Linked DNA regions of Homo sapiens: region 2 is linked to region 1. A link is a contact called in ENCODE Hi-C data. All regions are on one chromosome and are shown on one strand. The core of a region is the stretch at or near the end of the contact, and the rest is flanking DNA. Distances in the headings are between cores, read along the strand shown.

What was found. A loop is a pair of places that touch in the nucleus more often than their neighbours do. Pooled maps may share reads with other maps.
Region 2: a map of sigmoid colon shows a loop between it and region 1 (5-fold over the local background). The contact joins the enhancer-like site here to the promoter of CD58 in region 1. A Hi-C loop is called at or near these places in 1 of 168 maps with a recorded cell type or tissue (sigmoid colon) and 5 of 50 pooled maps.

What each region holds. Positions count from the first base shown.
Region 1 is chr1:116,569,070-116,575,287 of GRCh38, forward strand. CD58 (CD58 molecule) reads right to left here and starts at 1,957. Exons shown (of 6, transcript NM_001779.3): 1 at 1,834-1,957. The coding sequence starts at 1,903. LOC124904385 (a long non-coding RNA gene) reads left to right here and starts at 1,906. Exons shown (of 2, transcript XR_007066497.1): 1 at 1,906-1,984; 2 at 4,745-5,681. IGSF3 (immunoglobulin superfamily member 3) reads right to left here. Exons shown (of 11, transcript NM_001007237.3): 11 at 5,339-6,218. RefSeq lists enhancers at 1,029-1,088, 4,972-5,261 and silencers at 1,559-1,628, 1,699-2,158.
Region 2 is chr1:116,982,203-116,988,540 of GRCh38, forward strand. PTGFRN (prostaglandin F2 receptor inhibitor) reads left to right here. Exons shown (of 9, transcript NM_020440.4): 8 at 2,478-2,783; 9 at 4,599-6,338. The coding sequence ends at 4,765. Among named protein-coding and RNA genes, the nearest start is that of CD101, 16 kb to the right of the region's middle. RefSeq lists an enhancer at 85-379. Within about 2 kb of position 4,674, at least 5 of the 41 ENCODE cell types and tissues checked have a DNase peak (open chromatin) inside an H3K27ac peak, as active enhancers do.

The DNA.
Region 1 (6,218 bases), core at 707-3,206:
TGTTGGAGGTGGAGCTTGGGCAAACTGGGTTTGCAGTGGAAGGGAGAACACAGGTACAGGCAGCAGTGACCCAAGGTGCCAGGGAATGAGGGACCAGCTTGCCTGGAGGAGAGTTACCCCATCCATTCAATTAATCCCTGTTTGTATCTCTTCTTTTCCCCAGCCACCCGCACATGAACTCCCCAGAGCTATTTGGGCCCTGTGATGGTAGTCCACCCTGGCCTTCTGGCCTCCCTGCCTCCAATTCCTCCTGACTGCAGCCTTCCTCTTTGTTGCTAACAGATTCTTCTTCCCAGGCGCATGGTCCTGATCCTGTAAGGCCCAGGAGAAGCTCTCTCAGCTCAGAGAATCCAGACTCCCTAAGGGGACACTCAGCAATCTTTTCCCACATTATCACATGTCCACACATCACCAGTCCTTGAAGGCTGGGCTCAAATATCCTCCCTCCCATGAAGACTGCTTCACAAAAGACACTTGATTTCACAAAAGAGACTGCCTTCTTCTTCCCTCTGTACCCTCACAGCTCACCTTTTTTTTTTTTTTTTTTTTTTGAGACAGGTCATATTCTGTCACCCAGGCTGGAGTTCAGTGGCACAATCACAGCTCACTGCATCCTCTGCCTCCGGGACTCAGGTGATTCTCCCACCTCAGCCTTCCGAGTAGCTGGGACTATAGGTATGCGCCACCACGCTCAGCTAATTTTTGTATTTTTTGTAGAGCCGATCTTTCACCGTGTTGGCCCTGCTGGTCTCCGATTCCTGGCCTCAAGTGATCCACCTGCCTCAGCCTCCCAAAGTGCTAGGATGACAGGTGTAAGCCACCACGCCCAGCCCAGGCCTCTTACAACACTGACTTATCTGATCGTGCGGGTACTTTTGAGTCTATCTCAACCCCTCCCCCTTGGCTGTCTTCCATAGATGCACACGCGCACCTCCCGGGCAGGCAGCGGACGCTGAGCAAACGGACGGACGGGCTGGAGGGCTGGCAGTGGGGTGCAGGAGCCAGCCATGAGAACCCCTCAAGTACAGTTGAACTCGCTGGGAGGTTACTGCTGTACTCCCGGGGTTTTGCTATGGCCTGACTGGGGCCAATGTGTGGAGGGTGAAGGAGGATGGGGAGGCAAAATGGGAAGAAGGGGACCTATTTCCTGAGGTTGTTGTGACGACTTGGCTGACAACACACGGAGAGGATGGAACCAGTTCTGATACTAGTTTTTAGGATTTGAGGGGAGGAAAAAGGAGCAGGAGTCGCACCACTTAGGAATCCCAACGTGAGGCCGCTGCCGACTGGGCTTCCTAGTTGCCTACCCGCTCCTCGCTGTGGGGCGATTCTGAAAAGTCCTCTCTGCTGATACGGCGGACGCCGCGCGGGCGGGGACGGCACCGCGCGGGGAGGGCAGCAGGCGTCGCCCTCGAGCAGGTGGCATCCGCGCCCGCTCCCCGTCCCGGGCGCGTTCACGGCTGGGAAAAATTTTGCAGTCCGCTGAAGCGCTCAGCGACGTTACTGGGGAAGCCCAGGAAGGAACTTGGTCACTGGAGCTCGGGAGGGGGCCGGCGGGGGGGCGCAGGCCCCGCAGGAGAGGCTAGCGGGCCGGAGCCCGTCCTTCCCTAAGGCCACACAGTTCCTTGCTGACTCCATGAGGGACACTGGCGATGAAATAACAACTTTCTCTTCCTGAAAAGGCTCCCACGGCTGAGTTGTTCCCGGCCCACAGCGACCCGTCCCCACCCGTCTCTGATCGGCAACCGCCTCGAGCCCGGCGCGTCCACCCAGCCTGGGTGCTGCCCAGTACCCGCCGGCCGGCGCGGGGCCCCTGGGGCAGGCTTCACTCACCAAAGCAGTGCAGCAGGCAGACCACGCTGAGGACCCCCAGGGCCCGCCCCGCGTCGCTCCCAGCAACCATGGCTCGTCGGGCCGGCCTCTGCGCGAGTGCCCAGCCACAAGCAGCCCTAAGTTCAAGCACCGCCTACGCGGTCGGCCAGAAGTAGGGCTCCGCCCCGCCCTGGGCTGGCAGCCGGCGGCCCGCCCCGGCCCTTCCTCCCCCACCCTCCGCGGCGCCGCGTTTGTCTTCGCGCTTCCACTCCCCGGGCGCGCCTCTGGCCTCGGCTCTGCGCGCCTCCTTCCTGTGTCCCCGGGGCGCCGTCCAGTCCCCCAGCTCGGTCCCTCCCGTCATTCCGCCGCCATTCCATACGCTATTTTTAAGTAAGAAATTCTTTCCTTGAAAATGGCTTGGTTTTAAAAACCAAGGTTTTAAAGTAAGAAATTCTTTCCTTGAAAATGGCTTGGTTTTAAAAACCAGGTTTCTCTGCCTTCCTACCGCACCTCCCGCGCTTCCCCTTAGCGTTTGGGGCGTGCTGTAGGCCCCTCCGTGGCTAGACGGGGCTGTGGCTCCCAGAGAGCCACCGGAGGAGGCAGCAGGACGGGCGGGAGCACCCGGGGCCCCTCATCCCTTCAGCGCTGTGTGATCCCGCATCAGACGGCCTCTTTGAACCACTTTTCCTCAAACATGACAAGGAAAGGGAGCATTTTAGACAACTGTTAGGCGTAGGGTTACCTGAGGCAGGCCTCCCCCGTCCCCATACTCCCTTATCCCCGGAGCTGGGATTTCCAGCCTTTGGTTTCTCCCTTCTCAGATTCCTCTTTTTCTGTCTTCCCCCATCTCAACCGGGACTTTCCCTCAGGCTGAGATGTCAGATCCACATCTCCCTCACTGCCCAGCCTCCCCACATCCATCCAGCCCAAGCTGAGGCAGGCACTCATCACTCTCCCCGCTCTTCATCAGTCTGGATTGAGCTGGCCCTCCCCTCACATCCCTATATCCCAGAACAAATGACCCTATTCCCAGAACCAGCTCCTCACATCAGCCTCCCTGTCTGTCCCCTTTCTTGCAGACAGAAGCACCAGAGTTGCCCCTGCCCAGCTGAGGGAGTTCACAGAACTCTTAGTTATTATGTGAGCAGGAATCCATTTCCATGAACAGGACTCCCTGCTGCCCAAATAACCACCAACACATACATGGTGCAGGTTGTGAAACTGAGTGGGAATGTGCTTTCTTGCTGCTTCACCTCCATTATCCCCAGGTGGGGACTCGAAGTCACTCAAGACACTTGAACCATATTGCAAAGAGACATGAATTATTTCTTAAGTTAGCCATAAAATCTTAAAAGGTATCTCTATCAGTGAAACTTCTGGGACCAATGCCCTCTACCACAAACCTGCTATCTCGAGATATTCCCTACCATCTGTAGATACTGGGAACACAAGGCAGGGGCAGTGTGTAACATAAAATATGAGGAAATCAAGTGTTCTCTGCCCTGGGCTGGTAGGAACTCAGGCCAACTTAGAAAGGCAGGATGGGGTTAGACCTTCAGACACTGGGGAGCCACAGAAAGTTTTTGAGCTGGGAAGTGATATGACAGCAAACATCTATTGAGCAGGCCCTGTGTGAAGTGCATTGCTTGGATTAACTTAGTCTTACTGCTGCTGTTGTTTTTGCAAATGAGGAAACTGATGCCTGGGGAAGGTAAATTACTCAGGGCACACAGTAAAGGGCAGAACTTGGAGTCCAGCTGAGGCCATGTCCAATGCCTCTACTCTTATCCCTTCATACAGGAACGGGATATGATAATGGGACTTTTGGACTGACAGCTATGCAGCCATTTGGACTGCCAGCAAGAGCTGTTAAGCCCCTTAAGAGCAGGGCTGAGGAAAGAACAGCCCAGTCACATGGGGCTGGGGAAGCCCCTCACCCCCAGGTCATGGTCTCCAGGTATTGGGTGAGGAATAACTCATTAGGCTTCCTTGGTTGGACTCTCCTTTGACCAAGGAGCAGTGCCTGCTCTTTCATTGAGAGAAATGCTGTCCATCAAGCACTTTTAGAAGCCCTCAAATGCCTGGTTAATTTTATGAATCAAAAGCAGCTCAGGAATGCTGGACCTGCAATGCGTTAAGCAGGCAGCCAAAAAGATTCCCTTTACATACTGAGAACCTGCTATCAAAAGGAGGGGTGGATGTATTTTTCATGCTGTGACTAGTATTGCAAGGTCCAGTTTTATCTTCTTGTCACTGTAGATAATCATGGATGAGAAAGTAAGAAAAGAGGGCAGCTGAAGAGGCCGGGGCTGTTCTTCCTAGCATGCCACTCTCTGGTGTCTTGACTCTCGTTTCTGCCAAACCTTTGGAACTACTCCCACAAAGCTTAGGAATCCCAGAATGTAGTGAGCAAAACACTGCTCAATCCTGCATAAATGCAAATTGTCATTTTCATTGCATGCCTCATGAGGGAACATACATTCATTTATATAAATACTGGTTGGATTTGCACGAAGGACATAGAAGGGTAATCTTATTCCATAATACTCTATTTCCCTTTTTAAAACATACCCTGGCAGAAAAAGAACATTAGAAAAAAATTAGGAAAAATTATACATAAGACTTAACATGGAACCATTATGGGTACCCAAGGGAGAGGCAGTCACATTTTCAACTCCTGGCCAAGCCAGCAGCTGCAAGGAGTTGATAAGGATGCAGCCAATGGTTCTGGGAGCAGAGGAAAGCACACACGAAAGCTTTTGAAAGTCTTGGATTTAGAAAAAGAAGAAAAAAAGAAGTGTCTCCCTCTGCTTCTTACTATCTAGTTCCTTTTTGCATATTCTATGAATTTTAAAGAATTATAGATGGGTTCTGACTAATCACGTATCACTGCTATGGTTTTAATCATTCTAACATTCTTCTCAATTTGCAGATGTAAACCCCTCCCAACACTGGAAGAGGAAACAGAGACCAGTGCGCTGTGCAGTCTCACTTAACTAGAATGCACAACTCCTGCTTTTATCACCATTCTGGGAAATCCCCGCTGCATTTCATGGCCAGGGCAGCACTTCATAGTTGGAAAAGGATGGTGTGGACTTGCCGCAGAGGCCCTAGAGAAGGCCATCCTGTGTTCCTGCTCTCCTTCTCATCCGGCTTCTACCCCCACCCCACCCCCCAACAAAAACGCTACAGGTTATAAGATCTACATTCTGAACCTGGCTTTCAGGGGCTAGGTGTGTTGTGTGTTGCACAGCTCTAGAGGTAGCATAGCCTTGATCATCGGGGTGGAGGTGTCTATTTACTATATGTTGCAGCAGATGGCAGTGAAGTGTCTTGAGGAAGAGGTGTTTTTATCATTTGAAGGTTATGGGGTGTAATAATAAAGACTGCAATTCACAGACCTTGAGCCTAGCAGGCCAATGCCAAGGGCAGAACTGTAGGCTCCCACAGCACAGTTCCACAGAGGAAGGGGGCTGGTTAGTAAGGGGAAAGAAGGATAGAAGACTGCAGTAAATGTAAACAGCCGTATTTTCAACATAATTTACTACAGGTCTCTGAAGTGTATATAAAATGTTTTAGTGCAACATCTTACAAATAGTTTTCCTTTAAAAAAACAGAAACAAATCAACAGCTCTCTACATCATGCATGGGTAGTTTTCTTACCCCATCTTTTTTTTTCCTCAATAATTAACGCAGAGAAACCATTGTTTGAAAAGAATATGAAAACTTGCTACAGAAACACCCGGTGAAAGAGGGTGTGGTCATATTCATGTCCTAGAATGCGCCTAGCACAGTGTAGTTTTTCATAAATGCAACATTGTAGACATAGATGAATCCAGAGTATTCAGCAGTTTTCCTCCGTCTCAGAAGACTAAAGCTCCAGTAGACAATGCGCAATGAGGTCTCACAGCCACTGGAGGGCACCATTACCATCCATCTGACATCGCATTTCCATAGAAATGGCCAAAGAAAGAAGGTCCTGGGGTTTTTCATAGAAAGCTCAAAAAGTTCAACCTTTGATGCTATCCCCCAGCCCAATACAAAATACACAGAAAAAGCAATTATTAAAATACTGGCTTCGGTTTCTTTTTTTCCTTTCAAATTTCCTACAATTGCTTTACATATTTGTGTGCAGCACCTACTTCTTTATCGCCGTGAACTGAAATCTAAGATTTCAAACTGAAATCTTAGTTACACATCCTAGTCCCAGCCAGCGCTCTGGCAACCTCCCATTTAGACAGAGGAAACGCCAGTCATCTTCCCTCATTGACTCAGCCTATAAAGTAGGAGTCAGCAAATTCCCACTGAAAGCCCACATCTCTGAAATAAAGAAATGGGGCAAAAGACCTTCTTTTTTCATGACTGAGCCGCTCCTGTACCTCTAATGTGTTGATGCAGCATAATAA
Region 2 (6,338 bases), core at 3,424-5,923, 420 kb after region 1:
AATCCTTTAAATGCTCTTTCTCAGTAAATTAATAGGTCACCAGTTGTGCCTTTAATATAAAAGCCTTTTCCTCCAGTGTAATTAATTGCAAAAGCTATAGGTAGCTGTTATCTTTCAGATCACAATTTTCCAGAATTTTGCACTCTTGGACTGTGTGGATGGAAGATACTGAATTATTAAACACAAGTTGTAATTTAGTTTTTCCTCACACATGCTGTGGGCTGTGAGGGAATGCTCTTTTGTGAAGGACATGTTGCATAAGTGATTTGTGGGCCAAGGTCCTCTGTGCTGAGCAGGGGTGGGGACAGCAGACTTTGGCCCTTCTGAGGCAGTATCTTAGGTCAGGTTCTCCGCAAGCAAAGACAGACAAGCACGCGAGTGATGGATTGAGGGAGTGTTCTCAGGAGAACACTGAGGGAGGGAGGGACTTGAGATAGAGCTGGAGAAGAAGGCAAGTCGAGGTGTGAATTCAGAGCAAGTCCACCTCCCCACGGGGAGTTCTGGAGCATGAGTGTACTGCAGAGTAGGCCCACCGGAGGGAAGGGGACTGGGCTTTTCTGTCCCTTCACTAGTCAGTCATTGTCCACAGGCTGAGTGGCAAAGAAGCGAGAGCAGTTCATAACCTCCAGGTGGCGGCTTCCATCAGCCTAAGCCCGGCCTCTGGAGGGGGGAGGGTACAGGTGTGTGAATTTTAACAGCCAGTACCTGCAGTGGCCAGAGGCCCAGCCCACCAGCTGGGGTGGACTGGCCACCAGCTGCATTTGCTGCAGCTGGTAATGCCCTTCCCCTTAGCAGGTCTGTGTGTAGGAGCATGTGTGTTGAGCTGTGGAGATAATGTTGTTCATGGTGACCAACTTTTATTGAGTACTTACTGTGTTCCAGGTGCTGTTCTAAGCATTTTAATAAATGTGGTAAATTTAACCCTGGGTTTTGTCATTTTCATTTTGCAGATGAGGAAACTAAGTCTCAGTGAACTTGGGGAACTCGCCCAGGTCACATGGTTCATTAGTGCTGGTGCTGGGATGCTAGCCCAGGCAGCCTGGCCCTGGAGCCTGGCTCCCACACCATAAGGCACAGCGGGGATCAGGGCTTAGAGTCTGGGAACCCGGTTTGGCTTTTTGCCTTCAGCAACCACCCAGCACCTGCAGGTGACAGCAGCACTGAGTTAAGAGTTTTCACTGAAGACGAGAGTGATGCGGGTGTCCACTCTGCCCTTGGCACTGTGAGAGCATGAGGCTGTTTATGGCACTCCCTCTGCCCCCAGGGAGCTAGTTTCCTTGGAGAGACACTGGGAACAAAAAAAAAAAAAAAAAAAAAAAATTATGCTCAAGTGCCACAGTGGGTCAATGGGAGAAAAAGAGAAGATATTACATGTTTAGAGTGAGCTAAGGAAGAATTATCATTTGGATAATTTCATAGAAATTCTTGCTTTTAGTTCTGCTTACTTTTTTAATATGTAAGCATCTGAAAATAATTTATTTGCCTTATGTGCTTTTTGAGGCTATTAGTGTATTTTTACTAAATGAACAAATGTTATCTCTTGTTCGGCAAAAAATTGTGTTATTTGACATTTATATAAAACGCTTTCTCAAGTGGATTTAAGACAACAGTGTCATGGCTGTTGTCTTTTGTTGCTGGATGAATCTCAGAGCCGACACAGCTGATAATGGTTGGTACCAGTCAAGGGAAGAGGTCAAGGGCTTATGATGTGTGCTCTGTTTTCACATTCCATGAGAATTACCACTTGTGCCAAAGTCTTCTTTCTCTTATGCCCATATTAATTTATTTGAGGCTGTTAGAATCTTAATTTTGCAGAGTACTTTACGATTCAGCATTACTCTCTGGGACTGTTAAACTGTGTTCCATTTTCTCAGCTTGACATTTTTTTTCCTCTTGTTTTGAACTTAAGCACTTCTGCAAGGAAAGAAAAACCATAGTGTACAATAAAATCTAAACTGTTTACAACTCTAAATTTGGTGCAATTCATTTTATGTACATTTTGTTCCATATGACTTTAGTGTCCTTCCAGTCTTGGGTTCTTCTGCCTAAACTGTCAAAGGAGCTGGCTTTCTTTGGGAGAGAGAGCCTGCAGTGTCCTGGCATACCAGCTTTCGGATCAGTGTTCTCTGTGGGAGACAGTTTTTGGCCCTGACTCTTCTTCCTGTGGCCCCTTAGTCTGGGTGGCAGCAGTGCAGTGGTTAAGAGGCTGGGCTCTGGAGCTGTACTCCCTGGGTTAAGCTGCACACTCTGCTACCTGCTGACTACATGACCTTGAGCAGGTATATAGTCTGGCAATAATGGCAGAATAAAAGTATGATAGTGCCTTCATCATAGGGCTGTTGTGAGGATCCAGTGAGACCGAAGGCATGTAGTGTTGTGCTTGCCATACGTAGTAAGGGCCTCATACATGGATGTGGCCATACATATGACTTCTGCCCATTGCACTGACCCCAGGGTTTTGGCTTGGTAATCCGTAGATGACATGGCCTTTGATGTGTCCTGGTTTGCGGTGCACTCTTTTGGCCTGGACAAGGCTCCTGTGCTCCTGTCTTCCCTGGATCGGAAGGGCATCGTGACCACCTCCCGGAGGGACTGGAAGAGCGACCTCAGCCTGGAGCGCGTGAGTGTGCTGGAATTCTTGCTGCAAGTGCATGGCTCCGAGGACCAGGACTTTGGCAACTACTACTGTTCCGTGACTCCATGGGTGAAGTCACCAACAGGTTCCTGGCAGAAGGAGGCAGAGATCCACTCCAAGCCCGTTTTTATAACTGTGAAGATGGATGGTAAGAATGTCACCCAAATTTCTCAGTGTTTGGGAATGTCTTCTTCTTGTGCCAGGCTGTAGCTGACAGAACCCAGGTGGCCACAGTTTGAGGAATGTGCCATAGCACGTCCTGCTTTCTTTCTAGACCTGGCCTGAGCCTGCACCCAGAAGGGCACCAGCAGCCCTTGCAGTTTCCCCAGCTTTGCTATTATGTGCTAGTGTCACCATTGATAAATAATTTTCAAGACTTACTAGAAAAATTTTCAAGGCTTTGCCTCTTCCATAAATTTATAGAAACTCGCTTTATGGTGTCCGAGGGTTGGCATGGATTCTGCTAGGCACAGGCAGAGAGCAGCCTTGAGAGAGAGGGCTCAGGTCAATAGGGGAGGCTATAGCTTAGGGACCTGCTACTCTCACTACCACTGGTTTTGCTTCTTAAGAGAGACTCATGGCTGGGCACAGTGGCTCACGCCTGTAACCCCAGCACTTTGGGAGGCCGAGGCGGGCGGATCATGAGGTCAGGAGTTCGAGACCTGCCTGGCCAACATAGTGAAACCCCGTCTCTACTAAAAATACAAAAAAGAAAAACAAAATTAGCCAGGAGTGGTGGCGGGTGCCTGTAATCCCAGCTACTCGGAGGCTGAAGCAGGAGAATTGCTTGAACCCAGGAGGTGGAGGTTGCAGTGAGCCGAGATCGCACCATTGCACTCCAGCCCAGGCGACAATGGGATACTCCATCTCAAAAAAAAAAAAAAGAGACTCCTTCTGGAGTCAGTGGCACAGAGTGGGTACTTCACGGAGCCCCAAGATGGGAGGATGAGCTCCCAGCCTCGTTGGCCCACGATGAACACCAGGGTCAACCTAACTAGACAGTCAGAGCTTTGTTCCTTGAGCATCCCAGAGTGGGGACAGTTGTTCCTTGGTTTACAAAAAACATGTCTCCTTTGTGGAAAATTTCAGAAAGTACATGTTAGTCGAAATAACTCCATAAAGAGAATTAAAGTCCAGGGGCCTCCGAGGATGAGTAAAAGCCTTTTGAGTGTTTCCCTAGTGATCAGTCAGATGGAAATTGGAGCCCTAGCTCTTCCACAGACTACTTAGCCTTTCTGATCCATTTTCTCTCGTAAAATGGGATAATAGTCTTCTATGGGGCTATTTCGAAAATTAAACCTTAGCAAACGTAAAGCACCTAGCCCAGTGGCAGCGTCCACCCAAGGAGCATGGGTACTTATGGGGAAAGGAAGGTGGGATTTCAAGGGTGGAGTCTAAATGGTGTTTGTGCATTTCTGACACTTAAATCATCTGTACCATATTTTGCATCTTAGGAATTCCTTGCTTGAAGTAACTCCGTATAAAAACCCAGATTTAACAAACAGGGGAGTGATTATTCACTTTGCTAGATAATTTAGTATAGTGTTACTTAAAATAGCTCCCTTAGTACACTTCAGTTATTTGATGCATAGGATTGATTTATGCATGGTTTTTTTAAGGATGCATCTGCTGCTGAACGTGCGGTGCCCTTATACTGACTTTTAAAAATCAATCTTTTGCCAAAACCCTAAAAAGCAAGTTGACATTCAAAGGCATCGAGTGAAATCTTCTTTGTGGTTTTTATTCTCCCCGCAGAGCTGGGTAGGAAGACATTTGCTCATTTTTGTGACAGATAAGGCTGAGCTTCTCCTGTCTCCAGTGGTGTGCTAGGTGCTAGATGCAGGAGGAATGAGACCTTATCTCTCGGGAGATCCTGCTCCAGTGGGGAAGGGAGGCGAGGGTGCCCCCAAAGCGGCCTCCCTCGCAGCACTGACTGGCTTCCCCTTTGATCTCTCCCTCCCAGTGCTGAACGCCTTCAAGTATCCCTTGCTGATCGGCGTCGGTCTGTCCACGGTCATCGGGCTCCTGTCCTGTCTCATCGGGTACTGCAGCTCCCACTGGTGTTGTAAGAAGGAGGTTCAGGAGACACGGCGCGAGCGCCGCAGGCTCATGTCGATGGAGATGGACTAGGCTGGCCCGGGAGGGGAGTGACAGAGGGACGTTCTAGGAGCAATTGGGGCAAGAAGAGGACAGTGATATTTTAAAACAAAGTGTGTTACACTAAAAACCAGTCCTCTCTAATCTCAGGTGGGACTTGGCGCTCTCTCTTTTCTGCATGTCAAGTTCTGAGCGCGGACATGTTTACCAGCACACGGCTCTTCTTCCCACGGCACTTTCTGATGTAACAATCGAGTGTGTGTTTTCCCAACTGCAGCTTTTTAATGGTTAACCTTCATCTAATTTTTTTTCTCCCACTGGTTTATAGATCCTCTGACTTGTGTGTGTTTATAGCTTTTGTTTCGCGGGGTTGTGGTGAGGAAGGGGTGATGGCATGCGGAGTTCTTTATCTTCAGTGAGAATGTGCCTGCCCGCCTGAGAGCCAGCTTCCGCGTTGGAGGCACGTGTTCAGAGAGCTGCTGAGCGCCACCCTCTACCCGGCTGACAGACAACACAGACCTGTGCCGAAGGCTAATTTGTGGCTTTTACGACCCTACCCCACCCCCTGTTTTCAGGGGTTTAGACTACATTTGAAATCCAAACTTGGAGTATATAACTTCTTATTGAGCCCAACTGCTTTTTTTTTTTTTTTTTTTGCTTCTCTGCCCCTTTTCCATTTCTTTTGTATTTGTTTTCTGTGAGAGCACTGAAATGGCAGCCCTGGAATCTACAATTTGGCTCTCCACTGAGCACCTTATCTTGCCACCTTAGCCTTAAGAATGAATATGAAGAAAAATACACAGCCACCTCTGTCCAGGGCAGTAAGAAGGGCTGCAAGGAAGGGGAGGATGGGGACAAGGAAAGGATCAGATACCTGCTCCAGTAGTTGTGAGGCCACTGTGTCTCAGGGGACTCCAGGAGGAGCAGAAGAGGGATCCCACGAAGTTATTCTTACGCAGCTGGGGCCAGGAGGGTCAGAGTGGTGCCAGGTGCAAGTTAGGCTAAAGAAGCCACCACTATTCCTCTCTCTTGCCCATTGTGGGGGGCAAAGGCATTGGTCACCAAGAGTCTTGCAGGGGGACCCACAGATATGCCATGTCCTTCACACGTGCTTGGGCTCCTTAACCTGAAGGCAAATTGCTACTTGCAAGACTGACTGACTTCAAGGAATCAGAAATTACCTAGAAGCACCATGTTTTTTCTATGACCTTTTCAGTCCTTCAGGTCATTTTAAGGTCCACTGCAGGGGGTTAGTGAGAAAGGGTATACTTTGTGGTATGTTTTGCTTTCCTAATAGGGACATGAAGGAAACCCAGCAATTTGCTGTTATGTGAATGGCCTGTAGAGCAGAGTCAAGAGCGGTGTGCTTTGCCCGACTGCTCCCATCAGGAATAGGAGAGTAGACAGAGATCTTCCACATCCCAGGCTTCTGCTGCTGCTTTAAAAGCTCTGTCCTTGGAGCCTCCCGCTCCCTGAAGTGTCTCGCCCCCTGCACAGCACTGGCCTTTCGGAAGCATCCCAGTAGGGTTTTCTGAGGCTCGCTGGTGACTCATGCCCTAATTGCAATCCTCTGCTTTTATCTTGACTTTGAAGGATCTAACACTGC